3 separate regions of the Mus musculus genome follow, and all the other regions are linked to region 1. A link is a loop called in an ENCODE intact Hi-C map of the cell type or tissue named here. Cell type or tissue: heart. All regions are shown on one strand.

Region 1 (2,500 bases):
AAGGGACCCTTGAGGCCACAGATTTATTTCTGCAAAACCTTGCTTGTATTTTTATTACACTTTTTCGTTTGTTTGTTTTGGAAACAAGGTCTTTGGATGCAGCCCAGGACCGCACCAAATCATGAAGATCTGCCTTAATCTACTGCGTCAGTGCTCGGACTAAAAGACTGTGCCAACACACCACGCTCTCATGAAACTTTTTTTGTCCGGAGACAGGATCTCGATAGAACAGGCTGGCCCTCAACTGGGTTGGCTGTAGAGGTTGTCCTTGAATTCCTGATCCTCCTGCGGGCAAAAATGCAACAATTATGATAAAACCAAAACAAAAGGCAGACAGTAGTGGTGCACGCCTTTAATCCCAGCATTTAGAAGGCAAAGACAGGAGATCTTTGTTCAAGGCTAACCTGGTCTACAGAGTGAGTTCCATGACAGACAAGGCTAAATCAAGAAACCCTATCTTAAAAACAAACAAAAAGGCGGGGCGTTGGTGGTGCATGCCTTTAATCCCAGCAGAGACAGAGGCAGGCCAATTTCTGAGTTCGAGGCCAGGCTGGTCTACAGAGTGAGTTCCAGGACAGCCAGGGCTACACAGAGAAACCCTGTCTCAAAAAAAAAAAAAAAAAAAAAAAAAAAAAAAAAAAAAACGAAACAAAACAAAAAAACAACAAAAAAGATAGATAGATCAGCACGTGGAGCTAGGCGGGTGGCAGCCAGCTGTCATTCCAGGACTTGGCAGATGGAGGCAGGGTCTGATCTCTGCAGGGAGATCAGGAATTCAAGGCCATCCTTCCTTAACTTACACAGTGAATTCTAATGACATCCTGGGCTACAGGAGACCTTGTTTCAAAAACAAAACATTGCCAAACCTGTCCTTTCTTGGATTTTGTCACTTGTCTCCTAAATTTTTGCACATTTAGACAAGGTTTCATTCAGTAGCCCATAACTCGTAGCCTTGGCTCCAGCCACTATCTGAACAAAGCAAAGAGAAAGTGTGTTTTTCAAGAGAGCCCTCGATGCTGACAGTGCCGCGTGTGTCCAGCAGGAGGCATCGCAGGACCGTGAGCATGGCTGTCCCCGCCTGACCCTGGGTGCGCAGCCTTCTGCACACAATAGATGCTCATTGTTTCTGCGTTCAACTCGTGCAGACGACCCCACCCCACCCCCCGCCCCAGAAACCTTGTTACGAGCTTCCTCCGTTAAAGCGAGGGACACATTTTACCCTTCCAGGCTGGGAGGGACAGGAGGGGAGGTGTCCCAGCCTAAAATAAGTATAAATTAAGCAATGCGGTTTGCGAATCTTGGCTCTAAAGTTAACCGGCATCTGCCTCTACCGCTGAGAGGACGCCGAGGCCAGTGACAAGAATCGTGTCTATTTATTGGCAGGGGCGCAGAGCCACCCAAGGAGTGGCAGTCTCAAGAACTAAGGACCACCTACACCTGGGTACGTGACTGCATTCCAGTCAGGGTTTCCCCGGCCAGCGCATGCGCCCTATGGTCGGGAATTTTGCATCCCGATGGTTGGAAGGATCCATTTTCTTGAAGAGCAGATTGTTCCCTGAAGTGAGTGTCAGAGACTCTTAACAGCTCATTCTAGGGAGAATGGGGTCTTTGCAACCAGACAGGGCAAATGTTATCAGAGATTCAGTCTGCTGGGGCTGGGGCCAGGATATAGAGCATTTTCCTAGCAGAGGAGAAGCCCTGATTTCCACCCCACAGCCACATAAACTAGCGTTGGCAGTGCATGCCTCTTATCCCACCAGCGGGAGACTGGAGGAACAGAAGCACAAGATTATCCTCAGCTACATGAGTTCAAGGCCAGCCTGGGCTACACAGAGAATTTGTTTCAAAGACTAAAGAGGAGGTTGAAAAGCCAGGCAGTGGCAGGCACATGCCTTCAGTCTCAGAAAAATAAATGAATAAATAAAGGGGACTGGGGATGGAGGTGGCTAGACTAGCCTGTTATTCCAAAGTGTTCAGAGATAAACAACTGTGGGAAATTCATAGTCAACCCTGACTTCCCAGAAGGTCTCTCAAACTGAAAACTGAGTTCCCTGGGGGAAAGTGTGTGCTTTGCAAGCCTGACACCCTCAGAGTGACCAAAGCCATGGTGGAAAGACAGCACCACTCCAGGAACTTCTCTAACCCACATGTGTGTGTGTGGGGGGGGGGGGCACAGACATCATGCACACATTAATAATAAAGAAAACATTCATCGAGCTGGACTGAGTTCAGCAAGTACTGACCAAGCAGGCACAGGGGTCTGACTTCCATCTCAAATACTACAGAAACCAGAACAGGATGCAGGTGGAAGCAGGAGCCAAGATCAAGTCAGCCTGGGCTACAGGAGACCCTCGTTCAAAAAAAAAAATCATTTTTGTTTGAGACAGAGTTTGTCTACATAGTACTGGCTGGCCTGAAACTCACTATGTAAACCAGAGTGGCCTCAAATTCACAGAGATCTGCCTGCGTCTAACTTGAAACTTCTGGGATCAAAGGTGCG
Region 2 (2,500 bases), 88 kb after region 1:
GATGTCCCACTAGGAGACACACACATTGTTCAAAGACTGCTAGGGGTGGCTAGGCATCGACTTGTTTGTTTGTGTGTGTGTATACACGTGTATCTGCACTGCCATGCTCCTGTGGAGGCTGGAGGGCAACCTATGGTCACTGGCTTCCTCCTCCTCCTATAGGGGTTCATGGGAGTCAAACTTGGGTCATCCAGGCATGGTGACAGGTGTCTTTGCTGTCTGTGCCCACCGAGCTGTCTCTCAGGCCTTTGGTGGTTTTGAGTCCTGTAGGGAAATGGCACCGAGAAAGGAAAGGTTGTGTGTGACCTGCTCAGCACTGTGGGGTCAGTCCTTGCCTCTGTGACACCTGTGGAAAACGTGAGAGCACCCTCGGGGAGTACTCAGCGCACAGGAGAGGGGGACATGCTTGGCAGGCTCTCTCACCGTCAGCTGCAGAGATGACGGTTAGCAAAGTATGTGCTGTTCAAGCATGTGGACCCGAGGTCAGTTTGAGCATCTGCACACAGAAGGCCAGCATGGTCCTGCCATACCAACACTCCAGAGACTGAGGCATCGTCGGGACCCCTGGGGTTCACTGGTTGGCCAGTGTAGCTTAGTGACTCCAGGATCAGTGAGGGATGCTAGTATCAAAAGAATAAGGCTCACTGGTTACAGGTTCTTGCTGCTCTCTCACAAGGACACAAGTTTGATTCCCAGCGTTGGATGTTCACAGCCCCTGGGATGCCAGTTGCAAGGAATATAACTCCTATTTCTGCTGTGGTCACCTGCATTAATGTGCACATACACAAACATAAACAAAATAGGGCTAGAGAGATGGCTCAGCGGTTAAGAGCACTGGCTGCCCAATTCCCAGCAACCACATGGTGGCTCACAACCATCTGTAATGGGGTCTGATGCCCTCTTCTGGTGTGTCTGAAGAGAGCAATGGTGTACTCATATACATACAATACATAAATAATGGTCGGGCGTGGTGGCGCACGCCTTTAATCCCAGCACTCGGGAGGCAGAGGCAGGTGGATTTTTGAGTTCAAAATACAAAACAAAACAAAAAAAAACCCAATACATAAATAAATCCATATATATACCTGTGCATGGAGCCAGAGAGACAGCTCAGTGGTTACACCACCAGTTGCTTTTGTAGAGGACCTGGGTTGATTTCCCAGCACTCACATAGGTGGCTTACAACTGTTACTCCAGCTTCATGGTATTCAGCGCCACCTTCTGGCCACATGGGTGAAGCATGCACATGGTACTTGTGTATGTGTGCAAGTGCTCTCATACACACACAGGCCAACACCCACACATTCATATAGATAAAAATCTAAACATGGTGGCCTAAACCTTTTTTTTTTTTTTTTTTTTGGTTTTTCGAGTCATGATTTCTCTGTGTAGTCCTGGCTGTCCTGGAACTCACCTTGTAGACCAGGCTGGCCTTGAACTCAGAAATCCGCCTGCCTCTGCCTCCCAAGCGCTGGGATTAAAGGCATGCGCCACCACCCCCGGCTGGCCTAAACCTTTAATCCCAGCACTGGAGAGTCAGAGAAAGAGGATCTCTGTGAGCTCTGAACCAGAAAGGGCATTATAAAGAGAGACACGGTCTCAACAACAACAATAAATATTAACAACAATAACAAAAAAAAGAGGAAGGTGACACTTGGTGTCACCTCCCCTCCTCCACAGGCATGCACACACTCCAGAACACACAAACAACTGTTACAGATGCAGTGTGGCCTCAGGCTGTCCCTTGTCCTTTCTGGATTTGGGGTCCCTGTGTATAAATCAGGAGGCGTCCATGGGGCTGTCAGGTGACAGAAATGTTCTCAGTGTCACTGGGTCCTTGTTCTTACAGGATGTCAGCGTGTACTGCCCAGAACCAGGAGCTGCAGAGGAAGGTTTTGCATTTAGAAAAGCAAAATTTGTGAGTGTGTTGATTGGGGCTGGGGGTGGGGTCTTCCCAAAGAAGAACAAAAAGATGGCCCCGTGCCTGTTAGATGGCAAGTGACTAGACCTCCGTCCACCATAGGGCATTTGGACTCGGGACTTTGATGGGTACTCGAGGGTTGGCTAGAGAGGAACTGGCATATACGAAGTCTGGGCTGAGAGAGGACCAGCTGTAGACATATCGGTGGAAACATCATCCTTAGTACAGAGGGCACAGCCTGTGCAAAGGTCCTGGGGCAGGATCAGAGAAACTGAGGGGCAGAGAGTGTGTCCTAGGGAAGGTGGAGTCTGTACACCATCAAGTCTTGGGATTCCAGAAAGGGCAGGGAAGGAAGATGGGAGACTCCAAGGGCTCAACCTAAATGTGTTTCCCTGCAAGGTCTCTTCTGGAGCAGCTGAAACACCTGCAGGCACTTGTGGTCCAGTCAACCAGCAAGCCAGCCCATGCAGGCACCTGCATAGCGGTGAGTCCTGCCTGCAGCCACTCTTGGGAACCCCAAGACTGGTGGGGTCCTTGGTCTCAGTTGAATGACGTGTGTGTGTGTCTTCAATAGCAGGA
Region 3 (2,500 bases), 250 kb after region 1:
GGGCCGAGTATCCCGCGCTGAGATTGGCTGGAGATGGAAAGGGCGGAGCTCGGAGCTCCGGCGGCCCCACGTGGGGGTCAGGGCTGGGAGGAGCGTGAACGCCAGCAGCGGCGACAGCTAGAAAAGCCAGAGAGCTCTAGAGAGAGAGCTCTAGAGAGAAAAAAAAAAAAAAAAAAAAAAAAAAAAAAACCACAGAAGTTTCTCTCCTGATTTCCCGGCAGCCGCGCTACGCAGGCCGCGCGCGGGGTTTCCAGCGCGAGAGGCTGGCCTGAACTTTCGGGGAGGGCTGTCTGGAATCCCCTCGCTGTCCCCGGAGAGTCCCTAGCCTTTCCCAAGCTCTGAAAGAAGGGATGTGCATGCGCCAGGAGGCTTACTAAGTGTTCTGCCGGCCTTGTAGAGTTGGAGAGTGTTTAAATAACGTCTAGGGTATACAGTAAACGTTTGGTAAGTTTGAGGACGGTGGGATCCTCTCCCCAAAGTGAGAACTACCAAGGCACCCTAGCATCGCCAGCACGAAGGTGCTTTGAGAACGCTCAGCCCTCTAAGGCCAGGGTCGCGGGAGGAGAGGCACACAGGAAGCTTCCTAGTGGTCGTGGTAGGTGGCTTGGCGGTGCCCCAGGGGTCCTGGCTGCAGAGCACTAAGGGATCGCAGGGGGAGAGATCCGGAACCCTTTCTCCCTCCTCCCGGCACCCCGAGAATTTCACGTGTGCACGGGAGGCGCAGGTGAAGAGCCCTCCAGACGCTCTGCGGAGTGACCCTGCCCCCTGCCGGCTGCCTCACCGTCTATCCTCAGATCGATTCGCCACACTTAACCCCTGAGGGGGAAGCCAAGTGGCAAAACCCGAAGGGTACTGACCCGGGGAGAGGTGACTGAAAGGCAGCCGCTCTTATGTCCCTGGCATTTTTGTAGTGCGTAGCATGAAGCACAAGCCCCTTCTTCCACGCGTGTCATTTATCTTTCCAAGATTTGTCAGGCAAAGGAATTGATATCTGCATTATGCAAAATGGAAACTGAGGCTTCCAAGGGCGTTCCAAGCCACAGCTTGAGGGCTGGTAGTCGACAGCAAGGACACGAGCGAGGCAGATAGACCCGCGTGGGATTCTCCCACGGTGCACGGGGGCTCCCGGTGAATCACCCTGAGTCGCCTCCTCCGCCAGCCTGGGTCCTGGCCTCGGCCGCGCGGCTCGGTTCCCCGGATCCCCGGATCCCCCGATCCCGGGTCTGGTGACGCATCCTGCTTCCTCCGCGCCACCCACCCAGCATGCGAAATGTCCCTGGCGTGAGAGGCGCGGCGGCGACACCTGGTGGCCTCATGAGGTCTCTGCTCACGCAGCTTCCGGAAAGGGAGGGGGAGAGAACACTTGGAATGATTTTTTTTTTTTTTTTTTTTTTGAGACAGATTTCTCTGTATAGCCCTGACTGTCCTGGAACTCACTCTGTAGACCAGGCTGGCCTCGAACTCAAGAGATCCGCCTGCCTCTGCCTCCCTAGTGCTTGCTGGGATTAAAGGCGTGGGCCACCACTGCCCAGCGATTTTTTTTTTATTAATTTTTTTTTCGATGCTGGTGATGAATCCAGGACTTCGTGATGCCTAGCAAGCTCATCACCAATATCTACATACCGCTATAGCCCAACCTGGAATAATCTATACATACAGTATTTTAAATATCAAACATGAAGGGCAAGACATCCTCCACAGGATGGAGGGTTCGAGCTGACTCCTGCGAATTGTCTTCTGATCTCCGTACCTACTCCAAAGTGTACTGTGTCCTCACACACAAATAAGTAAACTTTACTAGATGTGTATTTTAATAGTCTAAATTGGCTGCTGGACTGTAGCAATGGTTCAATGGCAGAGCACGTACTGAGCATGTGTGAGGCGCTGTTTTCCACCCCTGTACCACACGAACCCTATGGTGGTACACATTTGTCATCCCAGCCCTAGGAAGGAAGAGACCGGAAGATCAGTCAGTAGGTCAGGATCATCCAGGGCTATGTAGTGAGTTTGAGACTAGCCTGGGCTAAATGAGACCCTGTTTTAAACCTGGGGGTGGGGCTAGAGAGATGTCTCAGCCTTAAAGAACACTGGTTGTTGCCAGGCAGTGGTGGCACACGCCTTCAATCCCAGCACTTGGGAGGCAGAGGCAGGCGAATTTCTGAGTTCGAGGCCAGCCTGGGCTACAGAGTGAGTTCCAGGACAGCCAGGGCTACACAGAGAAACCCTGTCTCGAAAAACCAAAACGAAACGAAACCAAAACAAGACAAAGCAAAACAAACAGCAGGGGCAGAGAAATGGCTCAGAGATTAAGAGCACTAGCTGCTCTTCCAGAGGAACAGGGTTCAATATGGCAGCTCACAACCATCCGTAACTCCAATTTCAGGGGACCAGACACCCTCACACAGACATGCATACAGGCAAAACACCAATGCACATAGAAAGTCAAAAGGAATGATTAAAACACAACCAAAATCCCAGAGGCCTTACTTCTAGAAAGACA

Evidence for each region. Hi-C counts contacts between places; a loop is a spot of excess contacts. Peaks named below come from ENCODE experiments on the same cell type or tissue, not always from the same donor. Only the 100,000 strongest peaks of a DNase experiment are listed, where the experiment ranks them.
Region 2: it touches region 1 in a loop (5-fold over the local background); 17 of 42 quality-filtered maps call a loop at or near these places.
Region 3: it touches region 1 in a loop (2.8-fold over the local background); 8 of 42 quality-filtered maps call a loop at or near these places.

The regions. Positions count from the first base shown.
Region 1 is chr10:81,173,738-81,176,237 of GRCm38, reverse strand. No RefSeq gene overlaps it. Among named protein-coding and RNA genes, the nearest start is that of Eef2, 1.6 kb to the left of the region's middle. In heart, a CTCF peak has its summit at 1,034 (motif pointing right); DNase peaks (open chromatin) are centred at 177, 1,037, 1,427 and 1,776; H3K4me3 peaks cover 1,780 bases; H3K27ac peaks cover 2,247 bases.
Region 2 is chr10:81,085,935-81,088,434 of GRCm38, reverse strand. Creb3l3 (cAMP responsive element binding protein 3-like 3) reads left to right here. Exons shown (of 10, transcript NM_001382818.1): 7 at 1,850-1,918; 8 at 2,321-2,405. Among named protein-coding and RNA genes, the nearest start is that of Creb3l3, 5.4 kb to the left of the region's middle. In heart, a CTCF peak has its summit at 1,216 (motif pointing left); no DNase peak of the experiment used is centred here.
Region 3 is chr10:80,927,479-80,929,978 of GRCm38, reverse strand. No RefSeq gene overlaps it. Among named protein-coding and RNA genes, the nearest start is that of Gadd45b, 1.4 kb to the left of the region's middle. In heart, CTCF peaks have their summits at 765 (motif pointing left) and 1,310 (motif pointing left); DNase peaks (open chromatin) are centred at 18, 708 and 1,268; H3K4me3 peaks cover 1,367 bases; H3K27ac peaks cover 1,394 bases.